Regions from separate parts of the Mus musculus genome. Here region 1 is linked to region 2. The links are chromatin loops, found by intact Hi-C in ENCODE. Cell type or tissue: left cerebral cortex. All regions are shown on one strand. Each heading gives the region's core, and the rest is flanking DNA. Links, peaks and the distances in the headings are about the cores only. Region 1 overlaps Sorcs3 (sortilin-related VPS10 domain containing receptor 3). Region 2 has its middle 63 kb from the start of Sorcs3.

What was found. Peaks named below come from ENCODE experiments on the same cell type or tissue, not always from the same donor. Only the 100,000 strongest peaks of a DNase experiment are listed, where the experiment ranks them.
Region 1: a loop joins it to region 2, with 4 times the contacts of the local background. A loop is called at or near these places in 5 of 42 quality-filtered maps.

What each region holds. Positions count from the first base shown.
Region 1 is chr19:48,379,854-48,395,162 of GRCm38, forward strand. All of the region lies in intron 1 of Sorcs3 (sortilin-related VPS10 domain containing receptor 3), which reads left to right. Among named protein-coding and RNA genes, the nearest start is that of Sorcs3, 180 kb to the left of the region's middle. In left cerebral cortex, for the core only: no CTCF peak of the experiment used is centred there; no DNase peak of the experiment used is centred there.
Region 2 is chr19:48,134,872-48,150,180 of GRCm38, forward strand. No RefSeq gene overlaps it. Among named protein-coding and RNA genes, the nearest start is that of Sorcs3, 63 kb to the right of the region's middle. In left cerebral cortex, for the core only: a CTCF peak has its summit at 9,462 (motif pointing right); DNase peaks (open chromatin) are centred at 8,760 and 9,472.

The DNA.
Region 1 (15,309 bases), core at 6,414-8,913, 240 kb after region 2:
GAATTTAGGTTGCTCTGTCTACCCGGACATATACACAGTGTTTACACAGTTTCACTTGTGTGTTCATGGACACTTAGGATGTCTACTGTATTGGTTGTCCACACATGGCTGTCCTATGTCTTCCTCCACCCCATGTATTTATGTTACTGTGCTTAGATATAAACAGGACCTATTCTTTCAGCCCATTCTTATCTAGCCAGCAATGAGCATCTGATCTAAATGAAGTCTACAGGGAATCTCTTTCTGGGTCTAGGAGATTGGGAGTTAGCACAATACCCTGGTGAGCAAGCCATCTGCTACATATAGGCAGCACCCAAGGATTTCCCTGTTGACCTGGATGGTAGATGAAGGTAAAGTTTTCTCTCAAACTGCAGAAAGCTGGGCCTTCAACTCCAGTCCCTGTGATTGTCCCATCCAAAGTCACAATGGTTGCCTTATCTTTGAATCCTATATGACCTCTTGCCTGTATGGACTCGAATCCATGCATCCCTATACTCTCTGGCTTATGTTGGTCTCTGAGGCTCTTGTCATCTACAGAAAGAGCCTAACTCAAGATGCCTTTGATACCCACCAGTGTGATGTAGTGATAGTTCTCACCTTGACCAATGATGAGTGTTCATTTGGAATTTTACTGAGGTTTGAACATTGAACAACCCTGGCTTCCAAGTTGTGATTCAGGAGCCATCACGATATCAGTCTGCCTTAGTCAGTCAGGTGTTCACAGCTCAAGAGACGATGCTTTTCACTGGTTGTTGTTTACACAGTTGCTTTGGGTGATATGCTTAAAACAAAAGGAAATAAAACTAAATCTGAATTTAGTGTCTGTGTAGAAATATACACCAAAGCTGGGGATAAAATTAGTGAAAACTGGAAAGGTTAGTAGCTTTGGGATAATTATTGATAGAGATGTGATTGGTAAGACAGCTAGGGGAACACACTTGTTATAGTTAAGATTTGTGGATCTGCAAGACTCTGACTTGATAATTTCAAAGTACTGTACTTCTTGTTGGCTTATAGAATGCAGATTGCTTAGCTAGCCAGGCCTCCAGTACCTTCAATCAATTCATGAGCAGTGGCAACTAGAATCTGCATTTAAACATAATTTAGAAAAAGATTTATTTCTGAAGTGGTTCATAAACTATATCAAGGGATGCTTACCACAGCATTCTTCTAAGCCATCTGCTTGTTTGTCATCCATTTCTCTGTTATCTATCTATCTATCTATCTATCTATCCATCTACTCTATTGAACTATCATCAATCCACCTATCTACATATCTACTTATTTTCCTCTCATACATATCTCTCTGCACCCACTGTCTCTTTCTCTTCCTGACTCTCCTTCACCTGCCCACATTCTCATGTTTGTTCACCTCTCTGAGTAAGTGCCCCACAGCTCCTCCTTTATATCGGCAGCACCTAAAAAATGTTGGCACATTTTAAATCCCTTGAAAATGCTTGCTGCTTGACTACTCCTTTGGTAATTTTGGGCTTAGGTTTTTTCTTGGCACTGAATTGCACCCCATACTCCCCACATCAGTACACTGGAGAGTGGACAGCAGGTGTGTCCCATATCCACCCCCTACTCATGTGGAGCCTACTCTTTTGAGTCAAAGCTCTAAATTTAGGAGAAAAACTAGCCCCCTCCAGGCCTGTCAGGTTAGGTAGTCAGGAGGAAGAAGAAACTATGATTCCAACCCCAAGGGATTCAGGTTTTAGAAGCATGGAAAAGCAGGCAGGGAGCCCGAAATGTCAGGGCCCTCCTCCCCAGGGAGCTGAGGTTGCCTAGGCCATGGTTTCTTGTGTCTTCCTTAAGTGCTGTGTTTAGAATAGGATGTTGCCTTGAGTTTGAATCTGTGGTCCTTGAGGATTTTGTTGGGTTCACTTTGAAGTTGGCCTTGAGATTCCAGGTGAAGTTCTCGCAGGTACCTCAGCTGCCATGGTAACTTCATTGGTGCTGAAAATGTGGAGTTAATTGATAGCTTCTAATCAAGAAGGAGGTGAAATTTGAAACCGTGGGAAGAATCAGTCTGATCGTTTGAAGCAAGAATATATTATGAGTTGCTATTTACATATCATGAGATTTTCCTTACTTAATTCTTTTAGGTTCTGTTTCATACCTGAAAGAAAAGGGAGTAGCGATGTCACACATCATCAGACAGCTGCAGGTTTAAATGAGATAATCGGTGACTTCTAGCTTACTGCCACTATTATTATTATTATTATTATTATTATTATTATTATTATTATTATTAGCTAGAATCTTATGCATGTTTACATATAAGCAAATGTTTGTAGACATCCATTATTACCAGACAGGGTTATATTTGTTTATTTACCAATGGAAAAAAATCAAGAAACTCAAAACTTCTGTCAGATATCTCAGGATATTGTGAGAAAATACACATTTATGTTATACTGCGAGAGGAAGTTACAGTGTTAGAGTACCCTGATTCTCACACAAAGGAACAAGAGAATCTCTGACAAGAAGTGGGATGGTCTTGTTGGAAGAAGTAATTTTAATTTGGGGCTTAAAAGGTTGGGGGCAATTTTTCCAGTGTGACAGGAACATGAGTAGGGCTGAAATAAAAAGAACAATTTATTAGGTAGCTTGACAGAAAATGTTCGAAGTTAATGACTTGAACTCCGTCTTGATCTTGTGACTTAAATAGCAATATCAAGAGTACAGATGCCCTTAATATTTCCCCTGTGGCTTTACAGCATTGGTGGTACTCTCTGGTCTTCTATTGTACTCTTTTAGATTTTAATGCCTCCCTATACTCTTTATTGAGGCAGCCACAAAGATGTCATCTGGTTTCAAAGGGAAGGATGTTCCTACTACCCGCTCCCAGTACAAGATGTGTTGAGGTCAAATTTATAAGATACCTTACTACTAATAAAGTTCTTTCTATTTTCTTAGTGTACTGGAAACTCTTAGAATGGTAATAAAGTATGTGCCACCCCCCCCCCCCCCAAAGGATAGGGGCATAGGATGGGAGACACCAGGGAATATGGTGAGCCACAGATGTCACGATCAGTGTGGGTTAGGGTGATGAGGATTGTGTTACTGCGGGAACAGAGGATGTCTGGGTACTGGCAGGCAGTGTGTGGTGTGGAGATGTGCCTATGTACACATTTTTGGGGTCAAGTGGGGTGATGTTGTTTGTCTTCTATGTGCATATTGGTAAAGCCAAGGAAACCTGAACAGGTGAAGATCAAATCTGCTGCCACCATGCCTCTGTGAGGCAGAGAGGTCCCAGGGTTCTAAAGCAAGCGGTTCATTGTAGATGCCCTTCCAACACAGCAGAGCTCTGCCATGAGGTCTCCTACATTCACCCAGGACGATCAGGCGTTACCAGGCAGAGACAGTGCTCTTAGGCCTTTCTTTTCTCTTCTGTTTTGGCATAGGAGGTAGCACTGAACCTCAAGGTTTGGAGGAATTGCTAATGATTTTTAGTACAGTAAGAGCCTTTGGTGGGGGAAAATAAAGCATGGGTTTGGATATCACCAACCGACCTACTTCTTACCTGTCCATCCTTCACATGGCAGAGGGTCTCTGTGAAGGAAGAAACATGTCTAACCTATCAAAGCTTTGGAGCCAAGCTGGGTACATAGTAGATGTCCAAGCTTGTTTGAGTGAAGTAACCTAAACAAAGGTCACTTATTCTCAAGGTGAAGGGAAGATGTCCTGAATTCCTTGGGGGGTACTCTGTCAGCCTGGCACAAGGCTCAGTGTCATTGTTTCCCTTTGAACTTAGCCCTTCATTTTGTCTCCACATCTGATCGTCTCCTTCCTCCGAAGCAGGATTTTGACCTGTCCTCTCCTCTGCTTCCGCACCTAGTGGTGCGGAATAGATCTGAGATGCGCTCTTAGATCTGAGGTGTCTGTAATTTGAAGCACACCTTGTGAGCTTTGCATCATAGAGGGAGTTGGTCGGAACCCTGTGTCAACATGAAGGAAGGCCTGATTTTGTTTTCTCTCTTTTCTTCTTCTTCTTAAGTATCCCTGGTATGAGCTCTTGCTGTAGCTAAGATACATGAAGAACCTATTTCTTCAGAGATATTTTGTAGAAGATAGATTCTCAGGACTGTGACCATGGATTCTTGGAGAAGGAAAGGACAAGGAGATAGGATCAAATATATGATAGTGAATCAATACAGATAGATTATGTGTCCTAGTCTACACGAGAGAGGGCTACTAAATCTCATGCTCTAAGCTGCTTGAGGTTCCTCCTCTCTTTTAGGAGTTATATAAAGACAAGGCTCAGGCCTACATTATTTTAGCAGTCTAGATAAGTTTCTTGGCCTGGCAGCTAGCAGAATGCTGGCTTCCATAGGAGATGGAAAAGGACAGGTCTTCACAAGATCTAGCACTGCCTATGATGACACTAAATTTGTCTTCCTCTAATGTAAGGGATTTTAAAACACTTCAGCAGTTGAATGGATGTTCTTCCTTCTGAGGTACATGGTATCTAAGTGCTGGTCTAAGAACCTAGACAGACTGAGATCTCTATGATACTCTGTGTTCCAATGTGAGTGGGATGGTCCTTTAGCTGCCCAGTCTTGGGATGATGCCCTTATGGCCAAAATCCCTGCCAAAGTGGGAAGAACAGAGACTCAGAGCAAGGTGAGATCCAGACTGGAAGTTTGTGAAGCTCTCACAAGACCTGCAAAGGCAAAAATAATGTTACTCCAGGAAAGGAGATGCCAGCAAGTCCAGAGAAGAGAGCTGTCTAACAGCAAGCATGTCTGTGGAGATGGCTGACTTGTGGTTGGGAGCAGGACAGAGCTGAGGAGAGGTGAGGCCTGAGCAGCTTCCAAGCTAGGGAAACTGCAGAGCTGCAGGGAATAACAGTTCTCGCAGCTACCTCGAAGTATGAAATGGGGGCTACAGAGACTCATAAGAGCCTTCTGTATTTTGGAGCTCAAGTTCAAGTCTGACTCCCTAATTATGATGAAGCATTGGCTTCTAGAAAGCTCAGAAGCACTTCCTCTGTTGATCCCCAGGTGCACGTTTTAGCCACTACTCTCACAGGGATTTTTTTCTCTTCCCCTCTTTTCCTTTATTTCATTCACTATAGATATTGCCTCAGTTAAGACCTCTTATAATCTATGATTAGACCATTATAGTAGCATGCTCAGCAGATTTCATTCAATTTACCTTCCGTGGCCCACCCTCTCTATCCTTGTTTAATCTCCTTAGCTTCTCTTTAGACGCCTCCCCACCATTTACCAAATGGAGCTGAAATGGAATGGTTATGTTATACTATCAGGCAGGGCCCAGTGCAGCTGCAGGCATCCTTGAGTGGAGAAGTGGGAGACAGAAGAGTCAGGGTGATGACATATGAGAAAGTCTTGAACGGTCATCATGGACAGTGAAGATGGAAGAGAAAATGTTCAAGAAATGAGGGACAGCCTTTTGAAGCTGTAAATGCAAGGGCAATGGATTCTTCTCTAGGTCATCCAGAAGTAAGCAGGGGTGTGGCTCTGCTACTTCAGCATATTCTGGAATTCTAACCTCCATAAAAGTACATGGGACATTTGGATGGTTTTAAATGTGTGATCATTTGTTACAGCAGCATTAGAAATATATATGTTCAGTCTTTAAAACCATTATTATCTGGCTTCAGTCCACTCCCATGGTTTGTCTTACGTAAGGCTGGGAACATTGCATACTGTTCAAAGCTCTAGGGTCCATAGACAATCACAGCCAAGGACCATAAACCCTCTAGCCTTCTTGTTTATTCTTCCCTTGATTTCTTACTTCTAAATTTCTGGTCTTTAATCTTCTATTAAGATGAATAGACAAAGTGCCATCTGTCCTAAAAAGTCCTCAAAAAAGACAGCCTCTGCTCCATCCGAGTCATTAAACAGCAAGTTACTTTTTAGAGAGCTTTCAGGATTCTTGTGGTTCTTGCTTGAGACAGTGAGCCTCTAGCCTCAGGTGACCCATACTGTGCTGACTGTCATGGCAAGAGACCATCTAAGTCCTCATTTCTAGCATAGAGATCAGCAGGCCCATCTCCAGCGGTCACCATGGCCATTGGCCAGAGAGTCTATAGTGGTCTACAGGGTTGAATGTGAAGTTGGCTTGATTGATGGCGGAATCACAGCTGGTGAGCATTGCTTGTTTTCTTTACTTTGTTTGCAGAGGACCCATGAGAGGCTGGGCAATCTCAGAGGCTGGCGATCTAATAGCAAATAAAGGAGATGTGATGTTTGCCCCGAGGATCTTATGATCCTTCACAAAGCATCCAGGGACAGTGGCTCCCTGTAACCTGGGTAACAGTTGATCCCCCGAAAAAAAAACCATTTGGTTGAGTACTCCTGAGACCTGGGGAGAAACACTGCTTTTTTAAGAAGTGAGAAGGAAGGGTAGTAAATGTTTGGGGGGCAGGATCCATGCAAACAGATGAATGGCAGGATCAAAAATGGCACAGCAGTAGCCATGGACTTGCTTGGACCTGTTAACTTCTTAGTGCAGAACTCATCACCATGAGGGAACACAAAATGAGAATCCTGTGTGGGAATCCTAAGCTCTCATCTCTTCGTGAGCAAGAAGCCAGCAAGGCTGCTCAGCATTGTGTGAGGTCCAGCCTGTTGTCACTAAAGAGGTGAAATGCTCCTTCTTGGGGACATGGCATCCCTCCCTCTCCCCACCACTCCCCAGAGAGCAGATCACCTTTGTGGCTTAGAGCAACACATGGTATAGGTTATACTATATGCTGATATGTGTTAGGTCTCAAACTCAAGACAAATGGCTAACTGGGATGCCTATTTAACATATCAAAGTAGATGCTGGCCATTCTACTCAGCATCATAATTCTCAGCATCATAAGCACCTTTTACAGAGTCATCCTGGCTGGCATACCCCACTGGGGTTCCCCACACCCTCTTCACTGAACTTCTCAGCCCCTGAGCTTTTTTCCCTACTCCTCTTTCCTGTATAACTCAGCCATTTTGGTGAGGTGATCTCTTGGTTCCTCTCTTCTCTTGGGTTTCTCACTTGCTCCGGTCTCTTTGCTCCTGGTTCCTCTCTCTTTGCTCTCTGACTCTCCCCCAACCCTTCCATTCTCTCATACTCCTCTCCTGGTTCTTTCTGCTAGCCTGGTTAAGTCTAGATCCATCCAGAGCCCCCTGGCTGTGTTCTCTGTCATATCTATAATAAACCTTCTTCTTAACCATATACCCAGCAACAATTTTTGTTCCTATGTCATCATTTTTTTTTTCCATTCAGTGTGCTATGTGCCTGGTGGTGAGACAGCTTTCATATACTCCTCACAGTTAGCATAATTGAGGGAGGGATATATATTGACTTGCAAGATCAGGCTGCTGGGGGCTCAGTAAGGCAGGTTCAGAGAGTAAGTTGTTGAGTCTGGAGTTCACAGCAAGATTATATGGTTTAAGGCATTTGCTCTCCTCCCTCCCACCCCCCACACCCTGCTTCCCACCCAGATAAACAGGCTGCTGGTATTTCTCTTTACCTTGATGGTTATTCATGGACTTCACTGAGCCCGTGGTCTTGATCTCAGCGTGGTGCATCAAAGTCCATGAAAGTGGACATGGGTGGAGTAATAGAAGGTTAGGAAGGGGTGAGCTCAGATTGCCAGTTAAGGTGTCCCCTTTAAGCTGCTGACCCTGGTTCTGGAGTGCTAGCCTCTGAGAGTACAGGAATTGGCACAGAGATCTGGGGTTCTTTGGTCCCCACCCCTGTTGCTGGGTTGCCTGCTACCTACATCATTTCTAAGCAATGGCCATCTCTCTCTCATTTTCAAAGCCCCTTGGGGGAAATGACAGCGAATGGATTTTTAATTCACTTTTAATGGCTTGTTACACAAAGCTGGGACAACCCCCTACCACTCAGCAGCCATTTGTCACAAGCTCCTTGTTTCAACAACACCATTTCCTTAATCTGTCATTTGCCTTTTCCCCCAGCTACCAAATTCTGTAAAGCATTTTCTAAACATCAGCCTGCTTTAAGGATGACTAATGCCTAGTAACTTCTATATGGTCTCCCTTCCCTTAATGTTGGAGACATAGGTAAGTCTCTCTCAGGTGTACAGAACATGGTGTCTATCACCTACTAGTTCTGTGAATATGCCTTTCAGTGTCTGAAAAGTACCAAACATGGAGAGAGAACTTAGTAAGTACTCAGCAAATGTTGGTGTGCCCCTTAATATTGATTCTGCTGGCACATGAGCTAGTCTCACCTTCCAAGTCACTCTTATGCTAGAACACTAGTGTTTATTTTACTCTGTATCCCAGCAAGGTCAGGTCCTCTCTACGAGCCCATGGAGAAGAACAGAAGAAGAAGGGCTGAAAGTTGACAGTTTTTCCCACTCAGGATCTCCCTACCCAGGCTTCTACCATGTATGCTGAAGTGCCTGAGAGGAAGCTAGGAGCCTCTTCCACATCTTCTTTATCAGGGCTGTGTTATCTCCAGAAAGTAGACACATGGAGGGAATGGCTTCCTACCACCAGCCACACTGATGCTTTACTGGGCTGAATAAGACTGGAGGTTCGATTCCTGTGCAAGGCAGGGTGGGGCTGAGAGAAAGCCAAGAGAGACCATTAACAGTCTGCAAAGTTGACTACAGGGAGCATCCCTTTCAACCCCCTGTTCCGATGGGCTGTTGGGCTTTGGCCTAATGGTTCTTTAGACCAGAAGGTTGCTTTCAGTGTCTTCTAAGGAAGTGATACATGAAGTCCCATTAGTTGCTGTGGCTTCTCTGGGTGATATTAATTACTTTTGCAGAACTGTCACAATCCTTTGTGGTTACTCTGTGCATTAAAATAGTTGTGATGTTAACTACCACATTCTCTGAGTAAAACAAAGAATACATAGAGAAGAGAGAACATTTATGGAGTCTATCTAATCTATCTATCTATCTATCTATCTATCTATCTATCTATCTATCATGTATATATCATCTATCTATTATTCATCATCTATATCTATCTATTATCTATCATCTATCTATCTTTTACATATCACCTATCTATTATCTATCATCTATCCATTATCTTCTATCTATCTATCTATCTATCTATCTATCTATCTATCTATCTATCTATCTATCTACATCATCTTTTTATCTATCTATCTACCTATCCACCCATTTTCTTATAAAACAAAGAAGGAAAATTTGCATAGTGGCTGTGATATTGATTTCCACCACTGGCCATGAAGTCACAGTTGGTGAGCCAGCTTAACTCTTTTCTTCATCCAATTTTGTGTTTCCTTTGCCCTTAGCCAGTGCCTCAGGTGTTCAGCGTTTCAAGCTGGTAGCACGATCTTATAATCCAAAACCCCATTCCTGAAGGGTCTGAGTTCTTAATAGTTTTCTTTTATTACTGTAGTCTCCCATTAACTTTTACTTCAGGACTTGAAAATAATAAGAGGACTTGAAATTGATTAGAGGATGATACCAATTAGAGGCTTTGAACATCATTCTCCTTGGGTTCATTGTACAATAGCATCCATTTCCCCTTGGTAACAGGAACAGATCACCCGGCTAGTCGGTAACCTCTTCTTTGCCTCTGAGTAGCGGGAGATGAGACAGATGGATAAAGACTGCAATCTCCAGTATGATGCAATAGATGCTTTGTCTCATGGTGATGTCTTCTACCAACAAAGCTTAGAGTTTGGGGGGGGCATGAAGAAAATATTGTATGATGGCTAGTAGTGCTAATGATGAGATCAGTAACCCTGTTCTTGACTCTTGATTTTCAAACCTCTAAGAGGATTAACATCATAATCTCATGCAGGTTTGGGCTCCTGGCTGTGTTGCCACTGTGTCTTCAGAAACCTTCAAACCTTGGCATCAGGCCTTCTAGTGGTCAGGTCTAGGTATTGCCAGCAAACTCCACAGACTCCTCTGTGGTGCCATGAGCTCCTTGTTGGAAGCCATGCTATGTGGGGCACCATGACAGTGGGAAGAGCATTGGGGATGAAAAGTTTCAGTTCTGCTACAGTTGACGTAGGAGGGAAAGCAGTTCCCATGAGCTGTTGCTGCCTCTCTGGTTTAGGAGGCATGATCTGTAGACAGCCTGTCATTGGGTGCTACATGGAAGTTGGGCTCAGTTGGTTCTTGGGTTGGCAAGTTGGAGTTCAGCAGTTGTATAATCTTCCCTTTTGGTGAAGAGGTACATCAGCTGAGGCAAAGCCTTTTCTGTCTGCATCCCAATGACTGTTTCTTACAGCTCCCTCCAGACAGTCAGAGGGGTCACAGACACATACAACGTGGCTTCAGCAAAAAGGCATCTGTGTACCTGGTTTCTAAGAGTCTTCTTACAGTAAACACCGTTGTGTTCCCCTAAGATGCAGACACCCTGGGCCAATTTGAGAGTTCAGTCAAGAGTGGTTATCTTGCTGAATTATTTCAACTTTGAAGCCTCATATTGTCAATATCCATGCCTGAGTCTGATCTCATCTTTCTTAACACTGTCTGATGATCCCTGACATCTCCAAGTGATGTTTTCAGGCCAGCCTGGCCACACTGAGCTCTAAACTCAGACATCCAGCTTAATGTGTGATTTTTTTTCTTTTTTTTCTTTTTTTTTTTTCTTTGCAGCATCTCTAGAGCATCTCGAAGGTACTGCTCAATGCTAACCTGATCTTTCCTTCCAAGTCTCCTAGGGTCCTCATCTTACACAGCAGTTCCCTGCTTCCAGTGTCTCAAGCTCAGATGCTGATGTTTTCTTTGGCTAAACTCTCTTAATTATACCTTGTTAATCCAGTTCTCAGTGAAGATTTTTTGGCTTTGTCCTCAAGTATATTCTGACCCAGCCTCTCCTCGTTCGTTCCCTTCCCTCCGTGCCGTTTCTAAGGCTCAGCCCACATCGTGTTCCACCTGGGTGGTTACGCTTGGCTCCAAATTCACCTTTGTTTCCCCCACTGTCTTTTTGCACAGCAGCTAGAACATCACATTAGAATTTAAATCTCCACTTTATATTTCTAGTATCTTCTGGTTTGACTTAGAGTAAGAACTAAAGTCCTTGTAGTGGTTCCGTAGGTTCAATGAGAACTCGACCTCCTGTTCCTTTGTTGAACTCATCCCATAGGACTATTCCTTGCACCTCCCCAGCTTCTGTAATCATCCTTGAATCTTCCGAGCAGCCTCCTGCCTCAGGACCTTTGCACTGACTTATTTATCTGTCTGTAGTGTTTATCATCAGGGATACACATCAGTAGCATCATCTCTTACCTCATTGAGAAGTTTAAGAAAATGCCAGTTTGCTATCAAACTCTTGTCTGGACTTCTATTTGCTTTTGCTGCTTTGTGCCTTCAGGACCATTCCGTATGTCACCAGTGTCGTGTGCCTTGCTTGCACGATCCTTCCTCTTTCTTGGTAGTCTTTACTTTCTGACTGCTGTCATTTGCTGCTTACTTATCTTCTCAGTTAGAATATAAACTTCCTGAGGGCAAAGAAGATGCCTCAATTTCTTCTTTGCTGAATCCCATATGGAGTGGGTTAATGAAGGACTGACAAATGATGTAGCCTAGAAATGGGGGTGCCAGTGGACTGTGGTGCATTTCAGAAATCTCAGCGTTCCTTTTGCAGTGTATATGATGAAGAATGATCCAAGCATCACATGGAGGTTTTCTATTAAGTTCCAGCAATTGTTACCACCTGAATGAACTAGGCAGAGGGCCTCACAGTTTTTCAAAATGTCACACATCATCTTTGTAGTGATGACATTGCAATCTCTTTGTGGTAATTAGTTATCTATCCTCCTGACTAGATTCCAAACTCACGGTAGGCAACATCACCATTTATTTCATTCTGCACTTGAAGTGAGAACCAAGACAATCTTGTACAGTGAAGTCAGTTTGGGATCTGGATAAAGATTTGTTTCTATTCCCTGGAGGTTGAGGCTCCCCCTTGTGGGAGGAGATGCTGAGATACAGTTATGCTGAGACTTAAAGTACATGCTTGCAAGCATTCCTGAAGAAGTTTATGTTCAGCATCTCATTTGCATTCCATGGCTAATTGCTCTTGGTAAAGAAAACCAGCAGGTCCCTGTTCTAATTAGCAAGGAGAGAAGAACTCTCTTGTTGGGGCAAGGGCAGGGTGGTATAGTTTACACTACACCCTATTCCCCTGTGGTATTATAAACTGAATTAAGGGCTTTTGAAATGTTCTTCCAATGAGCAGTGGACCTTGTCACCCCTTTAAAATTCTTTATTGTAAGATAGGACCTCACTAATCTGTCCAGGTTGTGCTGTACTCACTAGAAGCCCAAGCTGACCCTGAATTTGTGATCCTCCATCTTAGCCTTCTGAGTAACTCATCATTACAGATTCATGACACTGCCCCTGCCTGTCCTGTCTGTTCACTTCTGAGCACCTCATTCTTGTTCTGAGCCAATAGTTCCTTTAGTTAAAAGGCTCCAAATACAAAGAAATGTAAAGAGATGAAAATGTTCATTACCTGGATGGATCAGCACATTCTGTGTGAAAGCATACAGAATCCTGATGCGCTCTTTAAAGGGGTGCAGTTATCCCATTTAATTGAGAAGGAAGGGAAGACATAGAAAGACATGAAGGAAGAAAGAAAGGAATAGAGGAAAGATAAAAGGAAGGAAGAAAGGAAAGAGAATGGGAGGGAGGGGAAGAAGAGGACAGGAATTTAAAGGAATCAAGCTTTCAGGAAGGTTTAATGAACTAAAGTAATTTTCCTTCTGAGTAAAATTTTACAGGCATTAAATGTTCTCACTCCACTGACTGGGCTCACAGGCGAGGGTGTCTCAGTGATTTATGAATTTGCAGATTATGCATTATCCTTTCAGAGGACAGGAATCCCCTGGGGCTTCCCGCCTGCCTTTCTGAGCTGAGCTGACTAGAGTGGCCAGGTAAAGGCAATGAGTCAGACCTGCAGTCTTCTGTGTTTCCACTGGGCTCTGGTGCAATGGGCATTTTACAAAGGTGTTTAGCAACTCTGGCATCCGGATTGTCTTCCACCAGTAAAAGGTGTATCACTATTCATTGCTCTGTCCGTCAGATGACATCTCCAACATGGCCGTCAGACTCTAGGTAGAGCCTTAAGCCCCTTCCCCTAGAGTAAGCATGGGACAATGGGATACAGTGAATTTAAACATGGGAAAAGTTAAGAGGATTCTTAGATGCAAAGAGGCTACAGTTTCTGAGCCTGGGAATTTTGTCTCATACAGGGTATGGTGTATGAACAGGCTAGGAAGCCCCTCACTTCAAAATTCTTTGGCAACCTTGCCTAGGGTCTGGGCTGGCTCCGTAGTTCCAGTATAGATGATCCTGGAAGGTGGTCGGTGAAGCGGGCTCTCAATTGAATGACAGTAGAAACTGTTGCTGTTTTAGTCACTTTATCTCATGCCAGATCTAGCAGAAGACAGGAATGGATGAATGATGGAGAGAAAGGAGAATGACAGTGACATTTGTTACTGGTGTTGTGTTGTCTGCGGCTTGCGTGAGCCTCTGGGAGCATCAGCAGACATGAAAATGAAGACAGTAGATATGGGTAGGCAACCAAGAGTGTGCCAAAGGCCAGCTATGCCCTTTCCTGCTCTTGTACCATACAGTGACAGATTTGCATGTATGCATGCTTCTCTATTACACTGTACTGTGTTCTTTATATACAATGTACCACCCTTTTCCTTTTATAAAACATCCCCCTTAACTCACAAGGACCACACCAGGGTATGGCTGTTTTCTTCTTGTCCTTCTAGTCTATTCCATGCTTTATTTCCTTCTCTGAGAAGGATCCCCATGCATAGCACCCAATGCATGGTTGGCCCTCTGTTCCACAGCTAGTACAGCCTGCCTCTCAGCTGTTTGCCACTCTCGGGTCTTTTCTCCCTATCCAATTCTCTATTCATTTTTATCCACTAGAAGTTAAAGAGACTTGAAGTAAGGGGAGCAAGAAAGCAAGCAAAGGCCATTAAGATGTATCAAGATACTCACCGTATCCTAAGCCCAGCATTTACAGCCCTACTGCCATGTGGAGGCTTTGCTAACTGCAGTCTCTGGATGTAACTGCTTCCTCTCCTCTGTTATCTCTACTTCTCCCTATGAGATGTTTACCATCTCATCTCTGTATTGTCATGCATTTATCATCCATCCAAGGGACCTTGAATCGTGCCTTCCATGTGTGAGGCTACGTGCTTGGCACGGGCCATGTCATGTGGCATGGGCTGAGACCTTTTTCACCTCAGAAAAGTCACAGTCTTACAGAGAAGATGGGTATACATGGAAGTCACACTGACCCTAAAGGAGCTGTGGGGCACGGAGGAACCGAATGATAGTCTGGGGATGTCAGGTGCCACTTCAGATGAGGTTGTCTGTGATGCGATCTTCATATATATGAGATCCGCTGCTATATTTAGACACACTTACATGCATTTCTCTCACATTTTATATGTGTGCATGGATGCATACAGCTTATGAGAAGGAAGAAGTGCTATTTGTTCATGAATTATTCCAATTTATTTTCATTTATTCTATTATCCAAAATGCTCCAAGGATTTTAGCCTGTTAGGTCAAAAGATACTTATTTGACAGTATGCAAGAAACCATGTCTCCTGGCAGTTTGCCTAGTTATTTTATCCACACACCTCTGTTTCCTGTTGTTATTGCTACATTCAGACCTTGAGCTGCTACACACACACACACACACACACACACACACACACACACACACACACACACACACTGGTTGCCAGAAGTTAGCTGGTGTCTTTCCAGTTCCAAAAGGTGTTCAGTAAACATTCACAGAGTCCATGAATGCATGATAAATTCCCTGACTGTATGCAGATCTTTTGTGTTCTCTCTCTCTCTCTCTCTCTCTCTCTCTCTCTCTCTCTCTCTCCCTCTCCCTCTCTCCAACCCCCTTCTCTCTACCTTGAACAGGAGCCTTGCATCATTGACTGCTAAATATCAGAGCAGAACTAACAAACAAGGAAGGCTGACTCTGGTCTGGTGGGCCCTTGCCTCTGGCCAGCTGAGGGACAGGGATTTTGTTTCACCCTGCATGTCTGTCTCCTCATCTGCAAAATAGCAATACAATGTCTGCCCTGTCCCAAAGGTTCGACCTTGGTAAAAAAAAAAAAAAAAAAACACAGTGTAGAGCTTCCTTTAATTCTTGACCCCTGCTTTTCCATGTTTGTATTTAGCTTCTGTGGCCATTCTTCTAGAGCACTCTATGGAGGTGTAGCTATGGCTCTGTAGAACATCTAGTGTATGGATCTAGTGTCTTCCTGAGCACGTTTCTCTCTTTTTCTCTCATCTGAATGCTCACTCAGCAGTCTGGAGCTTATTAGGTGGTTTGCTGTGTT
Region 2 (15,309 bases), core at 8,135-10,634:
TGGTGCTGGCAGAGGTCAGAAGTCAGATACCCTGAAACTGGAGTTGCAGATGCTTGTGAGCCTCTGTGCTGGGGACCAAATCCAGGCCCTCTTCAAGAGTAACAACTGTTCTTAACCACTGAGCCATCTCTCCAGGCCCTGAAAACCTTTTCCAATGCTAATCTTTTTCAGATTACATTATGTCTTCTTTTCTTCTCCTCTTCTCTCTTCATCTTTGCTCCCTCCTACGTTGCCTTCTTCCAGAATCTTCCTGTAGAGCTCAGGTTTGCCTCTGCCTCTGGAGCGCTGAGATTGTAGTCACCACACACCTAGATGTTAATGTCTTTTGAGGCACAGACTTTTTCAAGTTTAGTGAAGTTTGGCGCCTCCCCCGCCTTTCTCCCTTCCTCTGCCAGTTCTTAGAACCTATTAGAACCAAATCCCTTAGAACCAAACCCAAGGGCATAAAAATTTATGGGAGAGAGAGAGAGAGAGAGAGAGAGAGAGAGAGAGAGAGAGAGAGAGAGAGAGAGAGAGAAGAGCCCTAGCTATATTTCCTAGCTGCAAACATAAAAAGGAAACTACATTTAGTGCACATTTTTGAGAAGAATGAAGATAAAAGAACATTAATTTCTCAGTAGATGGGCAGCAGTGTGGGATACTGAGGCTGGAGGACATGGTTCCGAGCTACTACAAAGAGCCTTAGTGAAATTAATGAGGTGCATGGCTTTCATCGTCTTTTGTAGTAGATATTCCTTCAGTGGGGAGTCCCGACCTTTCTAGGTATTCACTTCATGGTATGTCAGTGTCATGGTGACAAAAGGGAAGAGCAATGATAACCAATTTGTGAGGTGCCAGCCCTGCTTTTGATGTAAAGTAACGGTAACATCCATAGAAGTAGCAGGGTTGTTAGCTATAAAGGAGAAACTGAGACCTATCTATGTCAGTGTTTGCGAAGCCTGGGAGAAACACTGTAATTCTAAGACTTTGCTCAGCCACTGCCGCTGATGCTTTAAGTGACCCCATTTCTATTTTCCTGCTCCTGTGTTTCTAGGGTTGGATACTACCACCAAGGCTCTCCGAACATTGGGATCCATTCGAGGTTCAGCTGGGGATGAGAGCCTCCAAATGGTCCTTCTTCTGGAGACACTTCACCTGTGATAGCCTCTGCCCCAGCCCAGTCTGCAAACCCAATTTGATTTATTATCCCAAGCCTGGGCCCAGCTGTGCACACAAAGGAAACCTAAAGGAAACAGAATGGCCACAGATCTCCTGGATACTGGGGACATTGGGCATACAGTTCTTCATTTCACACGCAGCCACGATGGCTTTTGGTTTGATAAATGCACATCACTATGCAATTTTCTTTAGATGGAAACCATGGCCTCAAAGGGCATGACTTCCAGGGTCCTGATGTGGTACTGCTTGAAGGACAGCAAAGGCTCTCTCTGGCCTCTGATAGGATGAACATCTTTCTGCAATTACAGCCAAACCTTTACTAGTGTCCAGCCAGAAGCGTTTCTTTATAGCCCATTACAAGCACTTACTATGTGCCCCTTAAATCACTTAGGACTGGACGAGCCCGGGCAGCGGTGATGACGCTGGTGCAGCTGGGAGCAATCTCGGGCACACCCAGCGAAATGGCCTGAATGACCTAATACATCTCACTTCATCTCCAGCAGTCTATCCCCCTGCCTCTCTCCTCCTTATTAAAGTAAAGCTCCCTACTCACAGGAAAGAAAATTGCTACCTGATATTTATATTTCTTCAGAGAGCACCGTGCTTCAGAAACCAGAGAGAATTCTTAAAACTATTTATTGAATGGAAGTCTGCTTCTTGAAAAAGATCTTGTTGGAAAAGCTGCCTTATTCTACTGCACTTAGAAAAATCTAGATCAGTTGTAAAGCGAGGGACAAAAGAGGAATTGATTTTTGTTGGCATAAGGTTGGTTGAGTGTACGCGCGTGTGCGCGTGCATGTGTGTTTGCTTGCTTTGTAATGTTAGCTGTTTGAAGCTGGTGAGTCATGTGACAGTTCTGGTATTCTGGGGTGAGGTATCCATACTGACATCACAATAGCTATTTCTGACCTTGTGTTTGAGCAGAATATTGCAGGACGTCTTATGTCACTCTCAGTCGCTAGCTGTTTGCAACCTGATACTATCTCTGACTTATCTCTTGCCTTAGGCACCTCACTCCCCATCTTTGCAAAGGCCATTCCTGGACTCTAAGGCTTTGGATGGGTTGACAAGAGGTTTGGCACCTAGTATAGACAGTCATCTAAGGCCCGGTCCAATCTGACTTTACACCTGGCTTCTTATCTCCCAGCCTCCCTAGTGTGAACCCTATGTTCCCATCAGCCTTTCTAACAGCCGCAGGATGGAGGCACACTGCAGTCAATTCCAGTATCCATGTGTCTCTGTTCCCTCTTGAGTGAAAGTCCTGCCCCTTTCCCAGAAAGCCATCCACAGAGGCCTGGAAAGCCCTGCTTCCTGACTTTGAAGCCTGGTTCTCTGAATTTGAGCCTTAGACTTCCATACCTGCCACTCCCTCAGGATGCTGTGCCTTGAAATAGCTCTTGTCTGTAATGTGTGAAGCGACCCTAGAAAAGTCAACACTTCCTTGCATGGGGGAGAGACCATATGCTTCAGTGAGAAGATGGGCATTTGAATGGCAAGGAAAGGCTTCAGGAAGAAAAGTCCCTGACTACACCTTGGAATTTCAACTTTCAGGATGGTCAAAGAACAAATGTCTGTTGTCTGAACTACTCCTCCACCCCCGCCCCAGGTCTTGGTATTGTGTCATGGCAGCTGAGTAGGAGAGTTTGCCTGAAGTGTACTTGAGATACAAGGTGGGACCTACCATTCCATGCCAAGTACATCTCTGTGGCCACAGGAATGCACCAGTAGGGAATCCAATATCTGAAGATTAGCTAGTAGCCTAGATCAGTGAACATATTTCCATCAAAGCTGGTATTCTATTAAATGTGGGCTGGGCTGGCTCACTAGGAGACATTACGACGCTGACTTTCATAATTACTGAAGTGATTTTTGAGGGCATTTTTATTATGTGTGGCTTTCAGCCTTAATCATTACTAAGATCTCCTACGTTTACTTTACGGGTATAGCGATGGCCCCCTTGCCAGGAAGACCTGTGCCACCGTGGCATATTTCAATTCATTCTGAAAGTTGTGGCATCTTTTTTCTAATACTGTTTCCTTGTTTGACTCATCCCCATTCACTGTTGATCTTACCCTACATCAGAACCCGAGCTTCTTCCTACATTTCTAACCTTCTTCCCAAGACCTCCTAGTATGCTCCTTTGAAACCTGGATCTCAGCCTTCCATGCCTTGCTGGCCTGGCATTCCCAGCTCTGAGTGCCCATCTCTTTTCTGTATCCTTGGGTGTGTGTGTGTGTCGGGGGGGGGGCACAGTATTCACACTGCCTGGAACACTGTATCATGCCCCCTCCATAGCTTGTCTTTGCCTCTACCCTGAACCCTGCTAGTCTAAGAGTCAGTTGCCTAAACTGCCGAAAGTCTGGCTAGATCCTAGCTTCCAGTCATAGCCTTTTGCCCTGGGATCTCTTGCTCTCAGCATTCGTGTCAGAAGCCATTTTGGGCCTTTCTAAGAGTTTACTGTTCTTGTGGTTGGTACTCAGCAAACTCTCAGTAGATACCTGACTAAAAGAACCATCTTCAATTCTCCTGTATCCTTCTTCTCCAGAGCACTTGCCACCACTGGGTCCTGTGGGTGTGAGGAGTGTGACTCTCTAGAGAAAGATGAGATCTAGCAACAGAAGAGAGCTGAGGACCATTGCTTGGTGGACAACAGCTGTGTTCACTGAGAACGAGAAGAGGAAAGCTAGACAGACTGGATGAGTAGACAGGTCTTAGAAAGTTAAGAAAGAGTGATCTTAGGGATGTTAGCATTGCACTGTGGACTGGCTGGGCTATGGAAGAAGGCTTTATTATATGTTTGAAGATAGTATGAGGGTCAGCTGGAGGAGACGAAGCTGGAGTGGTTACCAGAGATGGAGACCAGAGAACTAGAGAAAGTCAAGACTTTCTCATCCTTGCCATATCAATGTATTGATCAACAGTTCTTGAAGGGAGGGCTGTTTTGGACTTGGAGAGTTACTTAACAGTGTCCACGGCCTCTATTCATTAAATGTTAGCACCACATCCTCAGTTGTAGTAACCTCAAATGTCTCTGGATATTACTAAATGGACCCTGGGGAACAGAGTGCTACTCTATGCCAGCATTTCCCCAAGCAGGCTTGCTAAGGAGCTAGTATGTGGAGGTGCTCCCAGAAGAGGCTCCAATCAAAGTGAATGACTGGGGAGCACCAAGGGTGACAGGCTCCTTTTCTGTATCCATACCCAGAGCCTTCCTCACATCAAAATGCACAGTAATTCTGCTTTATCTGAGGAAACACCAGTCAGGGAAGGAGATAGCTTTGTGGAGCTCATAGGATATTTCTACTCCACACAGCTAGTCATTCATGAAGAGGCATCCTGTTCTCATTGGTCTAGTGTCAGTTAGGTGGAAACTGCTGCTGGGTGGGTGGGTTTTACACCGCCACGTAATTTCCAGAATCATTGTCACTGACCACTGCCCTGAACCACCACCAGTCCCTTCCTTCATCTCCCACCCAACTCTCTACTTTGATGCACAGGCCAATCTGGGGGTAGTTTCCCCCTTGCCCCCCTTTCAAATGCTCAGTGTGCCTCAGTTTCCCTATGAACTTACTGCATCTCTCCAGCTTTCTGGAGGGTTGTTGAGGGAAGGCTTCATGGCGTTATAGCCCTGGAAGAGATTAGGAGCGGTTTCCTTTGGAATCTGTAGGTCCCAGGGATCAAGGATACTGGTGTGGGATGGCAGATTAGGCTGGGCCTGAAGGGTGGTCTGCAGGGCTGCAGGGTGGTCTGCAGGGCTGAAGGGTGGTCTGCAGGGCTGAGCATTGGATAAGTTACTTGCAGTCCAGCCTTGCCCAGTCTTGATAATTCACTTCTCCTAGTCAGATGGTTTTTTTTTTTAAATTGTCAGCGTGCTAAAATTTAGAATCACTCAAGAAGGGTGAGGAGTTATCTAGTTAAGCCGGCCTGTGGACATGTCTGTGGGGGACTATCCAGATTGTTAGTGGAGGTAGGAGGATTTACCTTGAATGCAAGTGGTACCATTTCCTGGGCTGTATCCTGCACCGTGTAAGAATGAAGAACACAATCTGAGCAGAAGCAGAAGCAAGGTCCGTGTGTTTGTTCTCTCTGCTCTTGACTGATGCTCTGATGATTTAATCCTGCTGTGACTGCCTGGACTAATGGATTATAACCTAGGACTGTGAGCAACCAGACCCTTTCTTCCCTAACCTGCTTCTGGTTAGGGTGTTTTTTATCCCAGCAATAGGAATGAAACCAGGACACTGCTGAAGCCCATTTGCTGGAGACTTGGAGAGGGAAGACCCAGTAAGTCTCGGCTTTCCCACTTCCTTTTGCATCAAAGGATGGGAGTTCCTTGAAGAAATCCCCAAGTCTCCCATCAGGAAGAGCTTCGGTTTTCTTTTCTCTTTAGGGAATTGAGAATTGTTTCAGACTAAGTATACACTACAAGTGGAATGTTCCTACAAAACATTCTTACGGGAGCAGGTGTGGACTTGCAGACCCCCTGCCTCCTGGGGTTAGCTTTTCTGTGAAGGGTTGCACACCTACTCATTTGGAATTTTTCAGCAACATTTACCATATGTCCATTATGCTGCAAGGGCTACTTTTTCATTTCTTTTATTTTTGAGGTTATAATATAGTTACATCATCATTTCTCCTCCCACTTTCTCCCTCCGAAGCCTTTCATGTGCCCCTCCCTCTGTGCACTTTTTCAAACTTACAGCCCCTCCCCCAACTGTGTCAATGCACAAACACATATATTCCTAAAATATCCTTTTCAGTCCCTATAACGTTACTAGTATGCGCGTTTTCAGGGCTGACTACTTGTTATTGGATGACCAATTGTTACGTTCTCCCCTGGGGAAGACTATCTTTTCCCCACTCTCAGCATTCCTTAGTTGCCTGTAGTTCTTTGATTAAGGAAGAGGACTGGCTTCCATGCTACCAGAAGGCAATGTGCAAGTTTCTAAAGGAGGGAAGCAAGCAACAGTCCTACCCAGCTATCTTATCTACAAACCACAATGATCAGCACCACGGCGTGATAAGGCTAAGGGTTCCTTAGTGGCATGCAGAGCCTGGCAGTAACCAACAGCTCTTTAATTGGACTTAAGACCCACTCAACAAGAGGGAACCTGTGCCTGGTACTGGAAATCTGTCAGCTTCCCAGGGCCGGTGAAATCATGGGAGCTTGGAGAAGAACCTACAACCACCACCTGACGAAACCAGCACAATCCCTGACAACATTCAAAACATTTATCTTTATATGAGCAGATAAATGTAGTCTTCACCCCTCATCAAGGAAACTTCTGTTGGCAACAGATGGAGACCATTACAGAAAACTGTAACCAATCAAATACAGAGTTGTGGATCCCAGTCCTAGTGGCTACATCTACAAAGCAGCTCTTGAACCTAAGGCTCAGAGAGCATGGCAGAAGAGAGGGCAGAGAGACTGTAAGAGCCAGAATATCAGGTGGTTTGCCGTGAGATTGTGTCCTCTCCTGGTGTCAAAAGTTATGCCCATAAAATCTTACCATCATGACTGCCTAAACGTGAGATGAACAAGATCAATAGCCACAGAGGTGCCAAAGTGGATGTGCGAAAGGCTACAAGCACTCTTTAAGGATGGAGGTGAAGGGTGTGAAGAATGTGGGAGTTAGGTTTTTAAAAACAAGCCATTCTACAAGTGAATGGCTGAATCTGTTTTTGCAACAGATCCCAGAGATAAGGTATTGAAAAATCAGTGCCAGGGGCCGCAACTTACTTCGGCCATGACCACTATAGGGCACCACAGTGTGGATCTCAGAGCACCTGCTCAGATGCACTGATGTCGTAAAGATAGATGCCAATCTACCCTTTTTCACTTTGAGCCAGGGCCTCCAGTTCCCGATGCTCATCAGCCAGTCCTGTCTGCAATGAGCCTTGAAACACAGAGCCACCAGACACAAAGCTCTGGTCTGCAGATGCTCCTGTCTGTCACAGCTAACCTACTGGCACACTGAGCTGGGTGGGACTTCTGATCTCTGCTTGGAGCTGGTTGATGAAACTGATGTGTGCTGCAATGTCCCAGAGCTGGCAGGACCACGGTCAGATCACTCTTTGAACATGGCAACGTGAAGGATGGAGCTCATGTTTATTCTGTGGTTTCAAAGGCATCTATGCAATGGTTAAGAGCACAGAGACGTTAAATGTACAAAGGGCTTGGTGGAGACCGGATGAGATGGGCACAGTCAGGTCTCATTATCAGAGGAAAAACTGTATTCTTTTCCATGCTCAGATGCCTAGCTTAAAGGATCCCAAGGCATAGGTAAAATTCAGGAAGTCTCAATTTGTATTGAAATTTGGGAAGCATTGCCTTATGCTAACGACGTTTTTGTTAAGAATATGGTCTTCTTTTCATCACCAGATTGTCCCTTAAATTAGTTGAAGCCTGGAGGCCTTAAATTAAAAGCAAGAACTTACAATGTGGCAGATTGAATTTAGGTTCGTGTGCTGTGTATGAAATATAAGAGTGGCTTTTGAAAACATAATTTAAAATGAATAGTGGGTTCTGTATGCAAGGCAGCAGGCTCTTGAATGTCTGACTGCTTGAGTCAAAAGCCCGGTATTTTGAAAGGTAGATATCTCCACCCAGCCCCTGCCTCCTCCAGGTGAGCCTGCACTGGAAAAGCCACTTTGAAATATGTGCTAATGGCATGGCATTGGATAAGAGTCGGCTCCTAAATGTCTTCGTTGCTCACCCTGGCCAAGGTGTATCTAACTCCTTGGGGTCCAACTCCCTTTTCGGCTACTAACAAGCCAGGTGTCTGTGAAGGTGAGAACAGGGCACTCTAATACTCTGGGCTTCACATCCCAGTTCTTTTTGGCTGGGCCTGAGAATCTGTGGGCAACAACACTGAAGCTTTCTTTGGCTTTGTTCATACATAGTACATAATCCATGCTGTCTGGGCAAAGGGCAGCTCAGATCAGAGCCCCCCCCCTTCTTCACCCCAAGCACACAGAATGAGCCAGGACCTTTAAAAAGACTGATTCTTAGTACGTGGCTGGAACCCCATAGAAGTCTTTACATAATTGGTCTTGTGGTGATGCCTACGAACTACCTGATAGAATTATCCATGTTCAGTTTTATACTCTGCCTAATAACAGAGAAGAGCCAAGACTCACAGGGGACAGGGGCAAGGTCCCCAGGCTGGGGTGAAGATGGCAAACAAGCTGCATCTGAGTGGGAAGTGCCAGGACTGCAAACATTTACTGAAACTAAAGGCCGCCAGCTCCCCTGTTAACTCATTCATTCACGGATGCTGTAATAGGTTCAGGGCTATAAAGGCAAGATTAGGACTAATTCTCTTAATCCTAGACCCTCGACTTCCAACCCAGCTCCTCTCCCTTTGCAGTGCAGTTCCCAGCCTCTGCCTTCCAGTTCCCCTGGGTTGGGGTTGGGGGTAGGGGTGGGAGTGGGGGATGGGGGATGCCAACACCCCCACCATTCTGCCTCACCACTTGCAGCATTTTGTCATTGACATTTTCTCCAGTACATTTTTTTTGGTACGACAATGAGTGACATATGGGGGCCTCCTTGTCAGATACAAAGTATCTCAAATGTATCCTTGCTGCCATCTTGCCTGACTCATTCTGTGATTACACAAGTTTGGATGACTAGGCAAGGAATCAGGGCAGAAGCAATTACAGACACAACCAAGATCCCGTCTCTAACTCCCTTAGTCTCTCCCTCCCTTCTTCCCCTCCTCATGCTCTCTCCTTCCCTCCTTTCCTTTCTCTTTCCTTTCTCTTTCCTCTCCCCCTTTCTCCTCCTTATCCTCTCTCCTCCTTCTCTCCTCCTCTAACTCTCCTTTTAACTTTTTTTTCTTTTCTTTTTTTTTTTTTTTGCCTCTCCTGAGACAGGTTTTCCTGGTGCATCCCTGACTGGCCTCAAGCTTGCCGTCCTCCTCCCTCAGCCTCCCAGCTGCTGGCAATGCAGGCCTGTGTCAGCACACCTTTATAATAGATGTTTCTGTTTTTCTTTCCTTTTTCTAAAGCATCCAAAGGTCCTTATGTCTTTCACTCTATTCTGCCACACTGCAGTGGGATGGTCGGGCAAGAACCCATTTTAACCAGTGGAAATCTAAGACTTAGAGAAATTGAAGAGTAAGGATTTTAACCAGAAATCCTTCTCTGCAGGGGGTGGGTCTGTATCTGTCCTTAAGACTGGCACCTAGTACTTCAGACTCTCCTTGGCAGAGTCTGAGAGCTGCCTTCTAGGTTCCAGAGTTCAAAACAAGCATTCATTTCTCCAAGGCCTTTCTCTGCTGGCTGGCTAGATGTGAGCACAAGGGGGCACCAAAGGGTTTCTGTTCCTTCTCTGTGCTGGGTTTCTGGCTTTTTCTTCTGGCTTGTAAGGAAATTCACAATGAAAAGGAGACACTTGTGTGACTCAGGAGGAGGGAAGACCTTAGAGATAATAAATACTCCCTCCCCTTTAAAAAGGAGCTTCGTCACCCTGTGAATGTTGACCCTTTCCTTAAGACGCAAAGGAAAAAGGCAAACTAGGGTATGCCAGCAAGTCATACGCAGAGTGGAGACAGAACATCAAATCTGGACGATGCTCAGGAGGACCTCAGTGGAATGAAGATCATACAAGGAAAGAGTGTGTGTTCCCTTCCTTACACCATGGGCCATGGGGGGGGTGGGTCATCAATCTTACAGTATCCCAACAGTTGCTGTTGCAGAGCCCACAGAGACTGGGGTGGCAGAGAGAGAGAGAGAGAGAGAGAGAGAGAGAGAGAGAGAGAGAGAGAGAGAGAGAGAGAGAGAAGAGGAGAGGAGAGAGAGAGGAGAGAGAGAGGAGGGAGAGAGGAGGGAGAGAGGAGAGAGAGGAGAGAGAGAGGAGAGAAAGAGAGGAGAGAGAGGAGAAAGAGGAGAGAGAGGAGAGAGAGAGGAGAGAGAGAGGGGAGAGAGAGGAGAGAGAAAGGAGAGGACAGAGAGAGAGAGAGAGGAGAGAGAGAGAGGGGAGAGAGAGAGAGGAGAGAGGGAGGGATGAATGTAAGGTATGGGCTTAGCTAAGCTGGCTAACTACCAGTGGGTTTATACCAGTAGTATGAGATGGAAAATGACCCAGGTTTAGCTGCATGGTGCTAATGTTATTGGGAATAGTTGTTGGGTAGCACTGTGGGGTGATGGGGAGGGTTCCCACTCTTTTAGCTTTGGTGGAATTTCAGTAATATGAACTCTACTTGGAGAAGCCCAGTGGGCACCTGAACTTATACACTCGTGTTCTAGGGAGCAGCCAGGCCAGAGGTATAAATCTGATACTTCCATATTGGGAGGGTTTATCTTGGTTGCTGGTTTCGCAAGATGTATATACTCACCTTGAGAACAAAGACCATGTCAGATGTGTGAGAGGTTTTGTAGATTAGGCTGTGGTGGATAGACCCTAAATGTAGACCTATTCCATACCATAGCCTGGGGTTCGCAGGCCAAGTAAAATGGAAAACATAGGCTTAGCAGCAGCCTTCATCTCCTAAAGGAACCTGGTTGAAGATGCTGCCTGCCCAGCTGCTCCATGCTCCTGCCTGCAGGTTGTCCTTGCTGTGATAGACTGCGACCTTGAACTTTGAGCCCAAATAAACCCTCCTTTTCTTAAGTTGTCTGTCGGGTGTTTTGTCATAGCAAAGGATGTAACAGATGGGCGTGGTCTCTTAACCCTTGTCAGCCCTCTATTTCAGATGTTATCCTTCCCAGCTCACAGATTGCAAGAGTAAGGCTAAGAGAGGAGCAGGTGACATCATTTCAAAGTAGTAGAACTGGGGATTAACTTGGGTCTGTGTGGTCCAGGTATCTATCTCTAAGCTGCCTCTCTGTTTCTTCCCTGACCCAACTCCATTGCAGAGAAAGAAGGCTGGGCTCACTCAGAGCCCCCTCAGGCATCTGCTTGGTATGGATCAGTTGAGGTGTCTGAGCCCTCCTTCCTTCCATGATCCCTCACAGATTACCTTCCATGTGCCCCTGCTAGAAACTGCTCTAACCAAATAAGCCCCATTTTCCCAACTAAACAGTGGATTCTTAGGGATGGAAAAAAATTATACACTTCTATCAGTTCATGTAGGTTCCATACAACATGTGGTGGAGGCTCAGAGAACAAGAGTCTGGGGGATGCTTCCTTGGTCCTTCCTCACAGCGCTAGCCAGGACCCTTTTCTGTCCACTTCTAGAATAATCAAGTATGAGAGCAAGAAGTCAGGGTCTGAACCCGATTCATTTTGGACAGCCCATGGGGCAGATGTAGAACATGAGGGTCACTTGTCTCTGGCAAACTTGAAGTCCAAGGATGGAGCTGATCTTGGAACCCAGGCAGATACAAAGAGCATTGTACCTTTAGAATGACAGGACGCGGAACATCGGAGGCCTGAGAACAGGAAGTTCAGGAGTACACCTAGCTCTGTGTCTTGTATTTGTAGGGGACCTTCAGCGCTTCAAGGCAGTGGAATTGCTCTATTTCAGACTGAAGAATTCTGTAAAGAAAGTCAGGGGCCAGGCAAGGTTAGTGGGGCATTAAAGCAGCCTCGCTGCAAATCCTACGTGAGGGGCAGGGAGACTTTGGACTTTCTTGAGCTTATCTCACGGGAACCTGATTCTCTGTCCTTGGTGGATGTCCTCCGTTCTGCTGGTCTGGGGCTCACGTTCAGGGTAAGAGATATAATCAAAGCCCCTGGTGGACATGGGCTTTGAATACTCCTAGAGCAATAAGTTAGTTTAATCATGTAGGTTGGTGGCACAGGCCTGACTCCAGCATCGGAAATTATAGTCTAAGCTTCTTGCCTCCTCTCCTGGGGCTGCTACAGGCTCCCATTGGTGTTTTTCATCTGCTGAGGTACGGTTAGAACAACCACAGCTAGAGATTGTGCTTTGATGATACTGAGGGCATCCGGGGGAGCCACACAAAAAGTGAGTCCTATGTTGGATTTGGAGGAGAAGAGGAATGGGAGAAGTTCCAGAGGAGAAAGTAGAGCCTGTGACAGCTTCTAAAGAGGCAAGGAAGACAGGGCATGCTTGGTACACAGCTGAGTGACCTGGCTCTCTCTCCTTTCATAGGTTACCTTGGCATAGACTACATGGTGTCTGTATCAGTGGGTTCATGATGGAGAAGGAAGAGGGAGCAGAAAGGCATTCTGCCCCCCTGTGGATCCCTCAGTGCCAGCCTTCAGCCCTAAACCCAATGTCTGCCATTGCCCAAACACTGACAATATAGACACCAGCAAAATGTGTCTTGGTTTTTTTTTTTTGTTTTTGTTTTGTTTGTTTGTTTGTTTTTCAGGGAAATAACATGACTATTAAATCTTGCTATGGCCCTTGGTATACCCATAGAAGACCCAAGATAATTATTGGGAAGAATACGTTTGTGGGAGATATGAACTGTCAGGGTGAGGGAACATTAGGGGGAGCAGATTGTGTTAGCCTGGTAGCTCGTACCTAGCTCAGTAACAAGACTGTTTTCAGTCTGGGTATCAGTGTGAGCATGTGCCAAGCCTTAGCCCCAGAGTTCCCTCCCATCTATGTTAACACGGGAGGGAGAGGTGGGCATGGAACTGAAAACAGATTTCCTCTGTGAGGGAGGGTGGGGCTCCTGCCTATATACACCTTGGACATCAGTGGTGATGTCAGAGTGGGAGGAGTCAACAGACATGGCAAATTTCCTCTATTTAAAGGAGACAAAGAATCATGTTCATCTTAGAGTGTGTCATTTAGAAATTTGGGAGATTTCAACCCATTTGTGAATTTTCTTTTTTCTTTTCTTTTTTAAAAATTTCTTTCTAAAATTTCTTTTTATTTGTAATTTTTATGTTTTTTTCATAATTAATTTTTATTTACCTTACATCCCAATTGCAGTCCTGCTCCCTCTTCTTCTCCCAGTCCTGCCCTTGAAAATCTCTCCCTCTATTACCCGCACCCCCAAATCCCTTGAGTACTACCCCACCCTGGGACATCTAGTCCCAGCAAGACCAAGCACATCCTCTCCCACTGAGGCCCAACCAGGCAGTCCAGTTAGGAGAAGGGGATCCAATGGCAGACAACGGAGTCAGCGATAGCCCTCCACCCCAATTGTTAGGATGCTTCATTTCCACATGAAGATCAAGCTACACATCTGCCACAAATATGAGTTAGTGTGTGTGTGTGTGTGTGTGTGTGTGTGTGTGTGTGTGTGTAGATCTAGCCCCTGCATGGTCTTTGATTGGAGGTTCAGTTTCTGTGAGCCAGACCCCTGGGCCCAGGTTAGCTGACTCTGTAGGTCTTCTTGTGGTGTCCTTGATCCCTCCAGCTCCCTCAACCCTTCTTCCCAACTCTTCCACAAGGCTTCCTGAGCTCCACCTGATGTTTGGCTGTGGGACTCCACATCTGTTTCTATTGGCTTTTGGGTGGCGCCTCTCAAATGACAATTATGCTAGGTTCCTGTCTGCAAGCAGAGCAGAGCATCATCGATAGTGTCAGGGGTTGACTCTCCCATGAGGTGAGTCTTAACTTGGGCAGTCATTAGTTGGCTGTTCCCTCAGTCTCTGCTTTAACTTTATCCCTGCACATCTTGCAGGCAGACAGATTTGGGGTTGAAGGTTTTGTGGGTGGGTTGATGTATCCTTCCTTCCATGGGTAGTCCTGCCTGACTACAGGAGGTGGTCTCTTCAGTCTCTATATCCCTTGCTGGTAGGAATCTCAGCTAGGGTCACCCCTGTAGCCTCCTCCATCCCACATTCCCAACTGTTTTCAGAGATGCCCACTGACTTCCGTTCTCAACCCCTCCCCTGGCACCCCTCCCCTTACACCTGATCACCATCCCCACACCCCTCCTCACCCCCTCTCCCACCCAGTTTCTCCTCTCCATCCACCTCTGACAACTATTTTGTTTCCCTTTCTGAGTGAGATTCAAACATCCTCGCATGGGCCCTCCTTATTACCCAGTTTCTTTGGGTCTGTGAATTGTAGCATGGTTATCTTGCACTTTATAGCTAATGTCTAACTAAAAGTGAGTACACATTTCTGAGTCTGCATTACCTCACACAGGTTGATATTCTCAAGTCCTATCCATTTGACTGCAAATTTCATGAAGTCTTTGTTTTTAATAATTGAGTAGTACTCCATTGTCTAGGTGTTCCACATTTTCTTCATTCATTCTTCAGTTGAGGGACATCTAGGTTGTTTCCAGTTTCTGGCTATTATGAATAAAACTGCTAAACAAGCAAGTGAAAGACCTATATGACAAGAATTTTAAATCTCTGAAGAAATAAAACTGAAGGAAATATCAGAAGATGGAAAGATCTCCCCTGCTCATGGATCAGTAGAATTAACATATTAAAAATCTTACCAAAAGCAATCTAGAGATTCAATGAAATTTCCATAAAAATCCAACATAATTTTTTGCACACCTTGAAAGAGCAATTCTTAACTTCATACAGAAAAACAAACAAAAACCCAGTATAGCTAAACAATCCTGTACAATAAAAGAATTTCCTGTTCCTAACTCTATAATTTTTTTTGAGAGATATAATTCAATTTCCAGAAACTCATCCATTATGGAGATATAGCCAAATGTGTTCTGGTCATTGTGTTCATGGATTCAGCCAACCCCAGAATGAAAATATTCAGAAAAAAAAAACCAAGAACCTGTCATTATTCTCTACATAATATAGCATAGCAACCATTTTTTGTAGTATCTTCGATGTATTATGTATTCTGAGTCATCTAGAGATGATTTGAAGAATAGAGTCAGGTAATGTGTAAAAAATATATAAGTAGCATACCATTTCATATGAAGGACACGAGCATTGAAATTTTTGGTAATATCTTTGGGGAAAGGATAAGGGTAGGTCCCTGGAGAGAATTCCCCAAGGACACCAAGGAACATGACTAAATAGGGCTGTGGAGTCATGACTCGAGCCCTATTCTAGCATATTCATTCTATGATTATCCTGATTGTGAGTGTTTGACTGAAATGCTCCTTTGGAAGCACGTGTGAGACACACTAGGGGTTCACAGTCTTCAGGGGAGAGGAGGCCTGAGCAGTGTGAATGGTGTTGTAGCTTAGTTGCTCTGTTTAGGAAGGGCGTCAAGAACCAGCAGTCCTTAACATGTAGATCCAGTGAGGCAGGGGCACTTACTACAAAATAATAAGGGTTATCCATCTCACTCT